Regions from separate parts of the Homo sapiens genome. Here region 2 is linked to region 1. Evidence: chromatin contacts called from ENCODE Hi-C or POLR2A ChIA-PET data. All regions are on one chromosome and are shown on one strand. The core of a region is the stretch at or near the end of the contact, and the rest is flanking DNA. Distances in the headings are between cores, read along the strand shown.

What was found. A loop is a pair of places that touch in the nucleus more often than their neighbours do. ChIA-PET counts read pairs that join two places held with the same protein, here RNA polymerase II (POLR2A). Pooled maps may share reads with other maps.
Region 2: a loop to region 1 is called in a map of naive thymus-derived CD4-positive, alpha-beta T cell, with 18 times the contacts of the local background. The contact joins the promoter of L3MBTL2 here to the promoter of TMEM184B in region 1. A Hi-C loop is called at or near these places in 1 of 168 maps with a recorded cell type or tissue (naive thymus-derived CD4-positive, alpha-beta T cell) and 5 of 50 pooled maps. POLR2A ChIA-PET finds 5 or more read pairs at or near these places in 1 of 52 experiments (AG04450).

Annotation. Positions count from the first base shown.
Region 1 is chr22:38,269,699-38,275,792 of GRCh38, reverse strand. TMEM184B (transmembrane protein 184B) reads left to right here and starts at 2,783. Exons shown (of 9, transcript NM_012264.5): 1 at 2,783-2,909. RefSeq lists a silencer at 2,631-3,260 and an enhancer at 3,323-4,032.
Region 2 is chr22:41,202,329-41,208,422 of GRCh38, reverse strand. It overlaps L3MBTL2 (L3MBTL histone methyl-lysine binding protein 2), which reads right to left and starts at 3,111. Exons shown (of 17, transcript NM_031488.5): 1 at 3,037-3,111. The coding sequence starts at 3,060. RefSeq lists an enhancer at 1,767-2,267.

The sequences.
Region 1 (6,094 bases), core at 1,534-4,033:
AGAATTTATTGGCCAGGCACACAGTGGCTCACACCCGTAATCTCAGCACTTTGAGTGGTCTAGACGGGCAATTGCTTTGAGCCCAGGAGTTTGAGGCCAGCCCTGGCAACATAGCGAAACCCCATCTCTACAAAAAAAAAAAAAAAAAAAAAAAAATACAAAAATTAGCCTGGTATGGTGGCACATGCCTATAATCCCAGCTAACCAGGAGGCTGAGGTGGGAGGATCACTTGAGCCTGAGTGGCGGATGTTGCAGTGACCTGAGATTGTGCCACTGCACTCCAGCCTGGGTGACAGAGACTGTCTCAAAAACAAAAAAACAAAACCGAAAAATTTTGTGTTCTACTAGAAGAAGACACACAGGGAAACAGGCAAACTATATAATATGATAGAAATGAAGTGACAGGGTGGCTCACGCCTGTAATCCCAGCACTTTGGGAGGCTGAGGCAGGCGGATCACGAAGTCAGGAGATCGAGACCATCCTGGCTAACGCGGTGAAACCCCGTCTCTACTAAAAATACAAAAAATTAGCCAGGCATGGTGGTGGGCGCCTGTAGTCCCAGCTACTCTGAGGCTGAGGCAGGAGAATGGCATGAACCCGGGAGGCGGAGCTTGCAGTGAGCCGAGATAGCACCATTGCACTCCAGCCTGGGTGACAGAGCGAGACTCCGCTTCAAAAAAAAAAAGAAAGAAAGAAAGAAATGAAGTGACAGGGAAAGTAGGGCACGGTAAAGGGAAATACAGAGTGCATGTGAGGGGTCTGGTAGTTTTACTAGGGGTGCTCACAGCAGGCCTCACTAAGTGGAGGACATTCGAGCAAACCCTTGAAGAAGGTGATGGAGGAGCCATTCAGGTATCTGGGGAAACAGCGATCGCAGCAGAGGGAACAGCTAGTGCAGGGGGCTCGGGGCTGAGTGTGCTCAGCTTGTTCTAGGAACAGCAAGGGATCAGTGTGGAGGGAAAGGGTAAGAGATGAATGAGATCAGGAATCCCCAGGAGAGTAGAATGTCAGATCAAGTGTTTGTAAGGACTTGTAAGGCTTTTACTTAGAGCGAAACAGTGAGCCAATGGAGGGTTTTGAGCAAAAAAGTACCATGTTTTGACTTCGATTTTATTTTATTTTTTGAGACAGATTCTCATTTTGTCACCCAGGTTGGTGTGCATTGGCACGATCTTGGCTCACCACAACCCAACCTCCGCCTCCCGGGTTCAAGCAATTCTCATGCCTCCAGAGTAGCTGGGACTACAGGCATGTACCACCACACCCAGCTAATTTTTGTATTTTTAGCAGAGACAAGGTTTCACCATATTGGCCAGGCTGGTCTGTAACTCCTGGCCTTAAATGAGCCACCCGACCTCACAAAGTGCTGGGATTACAGGCGTGAGCCACCGTGCCCGGCAGATTTTAAAAGAATCTTGGCTGGGCGTGGTGGCTCACGCCTGTAATCCCAGCACTTTGGGAGGCCGAGGCAGGCGGATCACAAGGTCAGGAGATCAAGACCATCCTGGCTAACGCGGTGAAACCCCGTCTCTACTAAAAATACAAAAAATTAGCTGGGCATGGTGGCGGGCGCCTGTAGTCCCAGCTACTCGGGAGGCTGAGGCAGGAGAATGGCGTGAACCCGGGAGGCGGAGCTTGCAGTGAGCCGAGATCGCGCCACTGCACTCCAGCCTGGGCAACTTTGAGACAAAGAGCGAGACTTTGTCTCAAAAAGAAAAAAGAGAAAAAAAAAAAAGGATCTCCCTCACCCCTGAATTGATAGAATGGATCAGAGGGCAAGGCTGGAACAAGGGAGAGGGGTTAGCAGAACTCTGCAATAATCCTGTGCAAATACTGGACCAGGGTGGTAGCACTGGAGGAGGAGTGGCAGACATCTGAGTCTAGATCTATTTTGCAGGTAGAGCCAACAGGATCTCCTGCCTGCCTTATTGGGTAGCGGGCAGAAGGGGGGCATTCATTCACAGCTGACTCCGAGTTCTGGCCTGGGGACTGGAAGGATGGAATTGTCAACAGCTGATGGAGGCAAAGCTGAGAGGGAGCAGGTTTTTGTGTGTGGAAGTGGGGTTGGCTCAGCTCAGACACGCTGACTTTGAGATGCCTGCTGGAGCTCCAAGGAAGAGGTGTTGGGTAGACAGTTCAGGCGAGGAGTCTGGAGACATAAATACATTTGGGGATCTTGAGCACATCAATGCCAGAACTTAATTGCATTTTATCTTGTTCAGTTAACCTAGGTGATGTCTGGACCGGCAAACAGAAATGGACTAGGCGGCTTGAACCCTATCTGAAGACTTTTGCTAGTTCGGCAGCCTAGAGCCAGACGGGGCAAGAAAGAATCGCTGCTAAGCGGAGTGGGAAAAAAAGGCCTCTTTCAGTGCTTTGCCATTTCATCTGGCCTAATTGCACACAACACTCGGTCCACGTTCATTCCACAATTCCACACGCATCCTTCACTCAACAAATAGCCATTGTATTTCGTTTCATCTTCAAAACAGGCTCAAATGGAGGAAATTAGGGTTAAAAGAAGTGAAGCACCAGCGAGGGTCAGGGGCAGAGATCGCAGCCCAGAAAGCTCTCGCGGTTGGGGGCCGGTCGTAGCTGGTTTTGTGAGTGGCAAGAGAACCCGGGTCGCGCCCCAACCCGCGGGGCGGCGGGCTGGGGTTCGGGGCGGCGGGCTGGGGTTCGGGGCGCGGCCCCTTTAAGGCCCAGGCAGTGATCTCAGCCGCGTCCGCCGCCCCGCCCTCCCCGGCGGCGAGCCCAGAGCGCATGCGCGCCGCGGCTGCACTCCACTGGGCCCGGGACGCGCCGGCGGCGGCGGAGACTCCGGGGCTGCGGCGCCGCCCGCCCCGCCCGCAGAGTCCGGCTGCCGCGCATCGTCCGCAGACGCCGCCACCGCCATGGGCTCCTGAGGTATCCCGCCTGGCCGGCCTCGCCCGGGAGCCCCAAGGGGGAGCTGCGACTCCCGAGCGCGGGGGGCTGCTTGTTTCGGAGAGGCCCGCGCGAGGGACGCCCGGCTTCGGCCGCCGGCTCCCGGGCGGGGAGGGCACTACGGAGGCCGGTGCGGCCGCGGAGGGAGGGGGCATCCGTCTCCCCACCCGTGCCTCCTCTCCGCCCCGCGAGGTCGCCCGTGGGTGTGCCCGCTCCCTTTCCACGCCAACGTGGCGGGGGCAGCTCCTGGAGTGTAATCGGACCTGTCCGGGGGGCGGCCCCGGGAGAGGGAGGCGGATGGACCAAGGCGCTTTGCAAGAGGGATTGTGTGCTCCCGGGTGGGTGTGCTGGCGACTGGCACGGCCGAGTGAGTGGGGGAGGCGTCCGTGCCCTGTGCGGGTGGCAGTGACCTGGGAGGGTGGTCGGCGGGGGGCTTTCGGGGCTGCGTCGTGAGTGGAGGGTGTACACGCCCGCCACACAGGTCCGCAGGTTTGGAAGGGGATCGACTGGGACCTGGGGCTCGAAAGATGTTTGCCCCCAAAGGGACCGTGGAGACTGGTTTTGGGTGTCTGTATCCTTCCCGTGAATTGTACATTTCCTCCTGGGCACACCCTTGGTACCTCGCTTGGATCCACTTACCTCCAGTGCTGGGTGGCTCCAGGCCAAGGCAAGGCAGTTATGCTGGGGGTTGGGCATGGATTCCCAATACATATCCCCTCTGGAGGTGTTGTATAAGGCCAGACGTTTTACTCCTCCCTCCTTTCCAGGGCATTTTGGGGCAAAGCAGGTATTTGCATGCCTGATACCTGTGGTGAGGTGAAGGCCATGTATTATTTATCTGACTGCTGGTGCTTTTGTAAGGAAAGAAGCAGCAATCTGTGCCCTGGAGGCCCTGCGCTGCAGAGTCAGCCAGGCAAACAAGCTCACCTGCACCTGCAGAGGCAGCGCAGGTCTCAGAGGTGTGACTTCGTTGACAGGTTATGCCTACAGTGTCCCTTTCCATCTACCTATTTAGCTTCCTTGGTAGAACCCCTAGGCTCTGCACCTCTGAACCTTGCCTAGGGTGCTGTGCGTATCAGAGTTGGGACCTGGGACGCTGGGGTGGGAGAGCCCCAGCAGCCAGGTATGTGTGCCCACCTGGACAGAAACATTTGATGCCCAAGCCATCAAGGAGCTCTCAAGCATGGGGGAATCAGATTTGGAAACAGGTGATCACGATGATGTGAAAAATACCAAACAAAGGAGTAGAAGGAGTACAGAGGCAGGTTCAGTTCCCGGGGAGGGGGATCGTGGCCGCAGGAAAGACTCCCTCATAAGGAGACGGTTGAGCTGAAGCCTGAAGGATGACTGACGTTCATCTGAGGCTTTTCTGCTTTCCACATATATTTTCCTGTGTAATTTGCACAGCAGCTGTGTGAGTAAGGAACAGTTGTCCCTATTTGCAGATGCGGTAAACTGAGGCCCAGAGGGAATTCATGACGTTCTTCTCCACGATACGTGGCAAGCCTGGATGGAATCATCCTTTAACCAGGACCTCTCTCTTGCTGCCAGATCTTGTCTTGCAACTTACTGAGCATCTACTATGTGCCAGGCACTATGCTGGGGCATAGCGGTCTGATGATCAATGGGACCTGGTGCCTGCCTTCTAGGGGCTCCCAGTGCTGGGAAGATGGACACTGATTTAGTGACCCCAATCTGGATACGAGGCTCCAATAGCTAATGTGGGTGGAGAAGGCGCTGTGAATTCCCCCAAAGCATTTGTGCAGTCGTTGGGATTCTGGATGTCTTATTTGTTGCACCCACGGTGGTGGTGGGTTATTCAAAGAGCCCCTTCTGAATTTCTCCAACCAAGTAGAAAGAAGAGCTTCGAGGCAGAAGGGTGAATGAGCCACTTGTCCTAGTTCTTTCCTATTGGCCGAGTTCTGTGAGCAGGGGCTTCTGTCCGGAGGCTGTTTGCTCCCTCTCTGTCTTAGAGGTTTTGCTCCTGGTCTCTGGCTGGCCTGCCCAGTCCCTCACCCTGAGAAGGGCTCAGAGCTATTTCCAGTCCCTGCTGTGCTCATTTTCTCTCTGTAAATTCCCTGGAGTGGAAACAGCCCCGGCAAGGCAGGGTACAGCTTTTTATTGTTTTGAAAACGAGTCACAGCTCTGGGCCTTTAGACTGGGGATCTGGTGTGGGAGTTCTGGAAGGCCAATAGCTGGGCCCCTGGGAGAGCTCTGTGTGGGGTCTGCACCAGGCCCTGCAGCCCCGGGTAGTAAGCACTCACCGAAGACCATGCTGCCCTGCACTGTGCTGGGGCAGCCCTCTAAAAGGTGGTTGGCAGAGGGAGCCCAATGTGTAACAAATATGTGCAAGACAGTGCCCTACTTGTGGTGGAAACAGAGGGCCCTAAAGGGGCCCAGAGGACAATAGGAACAACAGTCCGTTTATTGAGCACTTACTGTGTGCCAGGCACAGTTCAAAGCGCTTTCATGAATTACTGTATTTAATTTTCCTACCACCCAGTGTGGTGGGGGCTGTCACTGTCTGCATTTTGTAGGGGAGGCAGCAGAGAGTGGAACAGCTGAGTTTTGAACCAGTAGGTCTGACCTCAGAGCCCATGCTCCTCCCCCATAACCCTGGGGTGCTGGAAGTCGTCTTGGCCCTGAAGGACGAGGGGTGCTCCACCTATGAAGGAGAAGGAGGGCGTTCCAGGTAGAGGGAACTCCGGGCAGATGTGGAGGTCTGAGCTGCCTCACCTCTCAGACGCAGAGGCTTGAACTGCCTGTGACTGTGTTGGGTCTGTGTCCTGAAGACCTTTGGAGGCCCCGCCAAGGAGTTTGAACTTGATCCTGATGTCAACAGGGAGGCCTTGAAAGTTTCTGGAAGGATGTGACATGCTCAGCCATGTGTTATGGGGCAGTATTACCATCCCTTCTCATCCCTCCTTCATTCCTGCAGAGAACTTCTGGAAGACCAGGCCTTTGTTCCGTTGGCTTTCCTACAGCCCCTGGCATCGCTTTTAGACCCCGCCGCCTTTCTCTTGTTGTCTTCTAGCAGCTTTTGGTCTTGAAGACCCTGTGTGACTCAGGGCAGGTTCTGGAGCCCACTGTTGTAACGGTGTCTGCCCCACTGCTGACCCCTTGCCTGCTGGGAACTGGCTTCTCTGAGCTGGAACTTTTTTTGTTTT
Region 2 (6,094 bases), core at 1,862-4,361, 2.9 Mb before region 1:
TACGGTGGTTCACATCTGTAATCCCAGCACTTTGGGAGGCTGAGGCAGGTGGATTGCTTGAACCCAGGAGTTTGAGACCAGCCTTGGCAACACAGCCACACCCCATCTCTACAAAAGAAAAAAAAATTAGCCAGGTGTGGTGGCATGCGCCTGTAGTCCCAGCTTCTTGGAGCTGAGGTGGAAGGACTGCTTGAGCCTGGGAGGTCAAGGCTGTAGTGAGCCATAACCATGCCACTGCAATCCAGCCTGGGCAAGAGAATGACATCCTGTCTCCAAAGAAAAAGAAAAAAAAGCTGGGTGCGGTGGCTCACACCTATAATCCCAGCACTTTGGGTGACCGAGGCGGGCGGATCACTTAAGACCAGGAGTTCAAGACCATCCTGGCCAACATGGTGAAATCCCATCTCTAGTAAAAATACAAAAAATAGCTGGGCATGATGGTGGGTGCCTGAAATCCCAGCTACTCGGGAGGCTGAGGCAGGAGAATCACTTGAACCCAGGAGTTGGAGGTTGCAGTGAGCCGAGATTGCACCACTGCCCTCCAGCCTGGGCAACAGAGTGAGACTCCTTCTCAAAAAAAAAAAGCTGGGTGGTGGTGGCATGCACCTGTGGCTCTAGCTACTCAGAAGGCTGAGGTGGGAAGACAGCTTGAGCCTGGGAGGTCAAGGCTGCACTGAATCATGATCACACCATTGCACTCCAGCCTGGATGACAGAGGGAAGACACTGTCTCAAAGGAAAAAAAAGGTGTGAAGAAAGGAGAAAAGTTTGGCCTCTGGTCCAGAGCTCAAATATCTCTAGTGCTTACTCGCTGTATGACCTGCAGCAAGTCAATTTTGCAGTGCTTCAGTTTCCACATCTGTACAATGAGGATAGTACCACCTATTTCATAGGGTTTGGGGGCTGGCCATGGTGGCTCATGCCTGTAATCCCAGCACTTTGGGAGGCCGAGACAGGAGGATTGCTTGAGCCTAGGAGTTCAAGACCAGACTGGGCAACATAGGGAAACCCTGTCTCTATAAAAAATGGAAAAAATTAGCTGGGTGTTTTGGTTAGGGAGGCTGAGGTGGGAGGAACTCTTGAGCCAGGGAGGTCAAGGCTGCAGTTAGCTATGACTGCACCACTGCACTCCAGCCTGGGTGACAGAGAGCAACCCTGTTTCAAAAAAAAAAAAAAAAAAAAAAAAAGGATTTGGGGGAGAAGTAAGAGACGATACAGGCAAAGCTCTCAGAATAGTGACTTGCATATAGTAAGTGCTCAATAAAGGTTGCCAATTTTTACTGGTTGAAAGCATAGGCTCTGATTTGCCTGAGTTTGAATCCTGGCTCTAACATTTATTAACTGTGTGATTTTGTGCGTATTTTATCTTGCTGCTGTCATCATTACAAGAGAGGTAATAAGCTTTCTTTAGAGAATTCTTACGAAGATTGAGATAAGATATGTAAAACCTAGTTCTATTTCCAGCAGTCAGTAACAGCTCTAAAAGTGTGACTTGCTATTCTTATTCTCCACATGATTATTCTCGTTTACCCTTGCAGAAAGTTTGAGCTATTCCACCTTATATTTGCAACTACACATGCAAATATGCTAGAAAGGAAGCAATTTTTTTTTTTTTTTGAGACACAGTCTCGCTCTGTCGTCCAGGCTGGAGTGCAGTGGTGCAGTGGCCCGATCTCGGCTCACTGCAAGCTCCGCCTCCCACGTTCACGCCATTCTCCCGCCTCAGCCTCCCGAGTAGCTGGGACTACAGGTGCCTGCCACCACGCCCGGCTAATTTTTTTGTATTTTTAGTAGAGATGGGGTTTCACCATGTTAGCCAGGATGGTCTCGATCTCCTGACCTCGTGATCTGCCCGCCTCGGCCTCCCAAAGTGCTGGGATTACAGGCGTGAGCCACCGCACCCAGCAAGGAAACAATTCAAATATAGGTACCCTTGTCAGGCAGGGTGACAGAGACCACCTATAGTCCCAGCTACTTAGGAGGCTGAGGTGTAAGGATTGCTTGAGCCCAAGAGTTAGAGGCTGCAGTGCGTTGTCATCACGCCTGTGAGTAACCACTGCATTCCAGCCAGGGCAACATAGGAACACCCCGTCTCTTAAATATAAGGTGCCCAGAAACCAAATGATTAAAGGATGAGGCGGGGTGCAGTGGCTCATGCCTGTAATCCCAGCACTTTGGGAGGCCGAGGTGAAGCAGACAGATCACCTGAGGTCAGGAGTTCGAGACCAATCCGACCAACATGGCAAAACCTCGTCTCTACTAAAAATACAAAAATTAGCCGGGTGTGGTGACACATGCCTGTAATCCCAGGAACATGGGAGATGGAGACAGAATTGCTTGAACCCGGGAGACGGAGGTTGCAGTGAGCCGAGATCGCGCCACTGCACTCCAGCCTAGGTGACAGAGCAAGACTCCGTCTGAAAGAAAAAAAAAAAAGGATGAGTGGGTTCCAGGTTGCAGTACAGTGTGAAAAGCATAACAGGCAAAGTTTCAGAGGCGGACAGACTTAGTGCCAATCTCCTTCACTTTCCAGCCGGGGTAACTTCCTGGGGTGTCGCACCACCTCTAAGCCTCAGTGGCTTGAACGACAAAGACGAAAGAATAATACATGATTGCTGTGAGTGTACTGGAAGATAATGCACGTGAACGTTACAGACAAGGAGTGATGTTCACCCAACTTTAATCTCCCTTCACTTCCCACCTCATGTAACAGGCCTCACAAGCCCTAAACAACACAGCCACGAGACAAGCAGGATAAGGAAGATTCAGGAGCTCTCAGATCCTAAACCTAGTTCCCTTTCCCCCAGGCCAGGGACGGCTGTTCCTCCCTGAACTCCTCGCCGAACGTTGGCCCCAGCAGGAGAGGGGCAAAAAGTAACGTCAATTGCCTCTGCCCCTGGCTCAGTTTAACTACCTCAGTTTATCCATCCTCCCACCCTCCACCCTCCAGGCGTCGCTAAAAGCCCTAAAGAAGGGCCCACGGAGCGAGGCTCTCGGAGTTCCCTTTCCCAGTCACGCTAAGTCCTCGCCTTCTCACCTCAATACTCCGGGGCTTCTCCATGAGACCTCAGTTTCGCCAAGCGTCACCAGGTGCAGGAAGCCATATTGGCCTGCCCCGTCGCTCTCCGCGAGAGCACTCATTGGTCGCCTCCCTGAGCCGCGGGCCAATCACGCTGCAGGAAGGAGGAAAAGCCGGTTCCGTGCCTGCTCCCGCCATTCTCTCCCTGTGGGCGGGGAAGCCGCGGGCGGTTATGGGAATTGTAGTTCGCATGTGTGCAGGGTGAGTCGTTACCATAGCGACGTGGAAACCAGGGGCGCTGGAAACCTGGTGCGCCTCACGCCGAGTGTTCCAATTACGCCAACCTCTTGACTTCACTGGATGTTATTCTTCCCTAAACGGTTATTGAGCACCTATGATAGTCACTGTTCCAGACTCCAGGAATAACCTCGTACTCTCCCGGGTTAGATATTTAAGGTGCCCTTTTGCTGGGATGCATAGCAGAGGGACTCATTTCCAACTCAGGCAGAAACTGGACTACTCCAGATTAAAAAGAAAAAAAAAAGGAAGAAACTGGAATACTCTGTGTGTGTGTGTGTGTGTGTGTGTGTGTGTGTGTGTGTGTGTGTGTGTGTTTTCTTGAGACGAAGTCTTGCCCTGTCGCCCAGGCTGGAGTGCCGTGGCGCGATCTCGGTTCACTGCAACCTACGCCTGCCAGGTTCAAGCGATTCTCCTGCCTCAGCCTCCCAAGTAACTGGGACTACAGGCGCCCACCACCAAGCCCGGCTAATTTTTGTATTTTTTAGTAGAGACGGGGTTTCACCAGGCTGGTCTTGAACTCCTGACCTCGGGATCCACCCGCCTCGGCCTCCCAAAGTGCTGGGATTACAGGCGTGAACCACCGCGCCCGGCTGAAACTGGAATATTCTTTTTCTCAATACTGTAAATGTCCAGCCTGCTCAAAATCTTACAACATTCCTCCTTCACCACTCTCTCCTGGGTAAAAACCTCGAATCTGAGGCTCTCTGCCTCATCCCGTTAGGGTTTCCCACAACCTCCTTAGACACCCTGAGTTCTAGGTGCTGTTGTGGAGCTTTGCAAACATCTTTTCAAACCCTTAGACATCCTATCACCGTTTGAAAGAAGAGGAAGTGGTGGCTCTTCACCACTTCAGGTTTAGGCACTTTCCAAGATCACACAGGATTGGGATTCCAAATTTAGTACAGATTCCTTCCCTATGCCATGCCGTGTCCCAGTGAATTAATTGAGACTCTAAATGCAATATGTGGAGGCTGAATACATATAAAATATATGCCTAAATTTGAAGTCCGCCGTGGAGATGTCAAACTCTTCCTAGAGGTCTTTCTTTCCTTCAACCCCTTCCACCCTAAACCCCTGTATCCATGCTGTCAACGTGTTGGTTTTTCTACCTCCAAAATATATCCTGTATTTCCTCCACCACTACCACTCTAATACAAGCCACCGGCCCATTGCAGCAGCCCTTCAACTGGTCACCCTTTCTTTCTTTCTTTTATTGATTGATTGATTGATTGAGATGGAGTCTCCCCTGTCGCCCAGGCTGGAATGCAGTGGGATCTCCACTCACTGCAACCTCCACCTCCTGTGGTCACCCTTTTTAAATCTTCACCTTTAATACACACAGGTGATCTTTAAAACTCATTGACCTGGCCGGGTGCAGTGGATCACGCCTGTAATCCCAGCACTTTGGGAGGCCAAGATGGACAGATCACAAGGTCAGGAGATCGAGACCAGCCTGGCCAAGATGATGAAACCCTATCTCTACTAAAAATACAACTATTAGCTGGGTGTGATGACGGGTGCCTGTAATCCCAGCTACTTGGGAGGCTAAGGCAGGAGAATCGCTTGAACAAGGGAGTCAGAGGTTGCAGTGAGCCGAGATTGCACCACTACACTCCAGCCTGGGCAACAGAGCAAGACTCCATCTCAAAAAATAAAAATAAAAATAAATGTTCTGGAATAAGATAGTGGTGAAAAAAAAAGAAAAAGACAGGTTGGTTCAGCAAGTGCAAAGGCCACATTGGTGGAACAGCAAGTGCAAAGGTCCTGGGGCCAACTCAAGCTTGGTATGCAATAAACAGAAAGACAGAGAGAGTAGATGGATATAGCAAAACATGGAGAGGGTGATACAAGATGAGGTTTGAGAGAAAGCTGAGACCAGGTCATTCAGGGTCTTGTGGAGTGCTTGGATTTTATTCTGTGCAAGGGAACGGCATTAGAGTTTTTTTGTTTGTTTGTTTTTGAGACAGAGTTTCACTCTTGTTGCCCAGGCTTGAGTGCAATGGCGCGATCTCGGCTCATCACAACCTCTGCCTCCCAGGTTCAGGCAATTCTCCTGCCTCAGCCTCCCAAGTAGCTAGGATTACAGGCATGCACCACCACACCTGGCTAATTTTTTTTTTTTTTTTTTGTATTTTTAGTAGAGATGGGGTTTCTCCATGTTGGTCAGGCTGGTCTCGAACTCCCGACCTCAGGTGATTCGCCCACCTGGGCAAATGGTCTTGATCGCCTGACCTCGTGATCCGCCTGCCTTGGCCTCCCAAAGTGCTGGGATCACAGGCCTGAGCCACTGTGCCCAGCTAAAAATTTTTTAAAATTAGCTAAGTGTAGTGGCATGTACCTGTGGTCCCAGATACTCTGGAGGCTGAGGAGGGAGGATTGCTTGAGCCCAGGAGGTTGAGGCTACAGTGAACCATGTTCATGCCACTGCACTCTACCCTGGTGACAGAGAAAAAAAAAAGTTGTCTGGCTGGGCATGGTGGCTCACACCTGTAATCCCAGCACTTTGGGACGCTGAGGCAGGTGGATAACTTGATATCAGGAGTTCTGCCAGACGCGGTGGCTCACGCCTGTAATCCCAGGACTTTGGGAGGCCAAGGTGGGCGGATCACCTGAGGTCAGGAGTTCAAGACCAGCCTGGCCGACATGGTGAAACCCCATCTTTACTAAAAATACAAAAATTAGCCGGGCTTGGTGAGGCATGCCTGTAATCCCAGCAACTCCGGAGGCTGAGGCAGGAGAATCGCTTGAACCTAGGAGGCGGAAGTTGCAGTGAGCT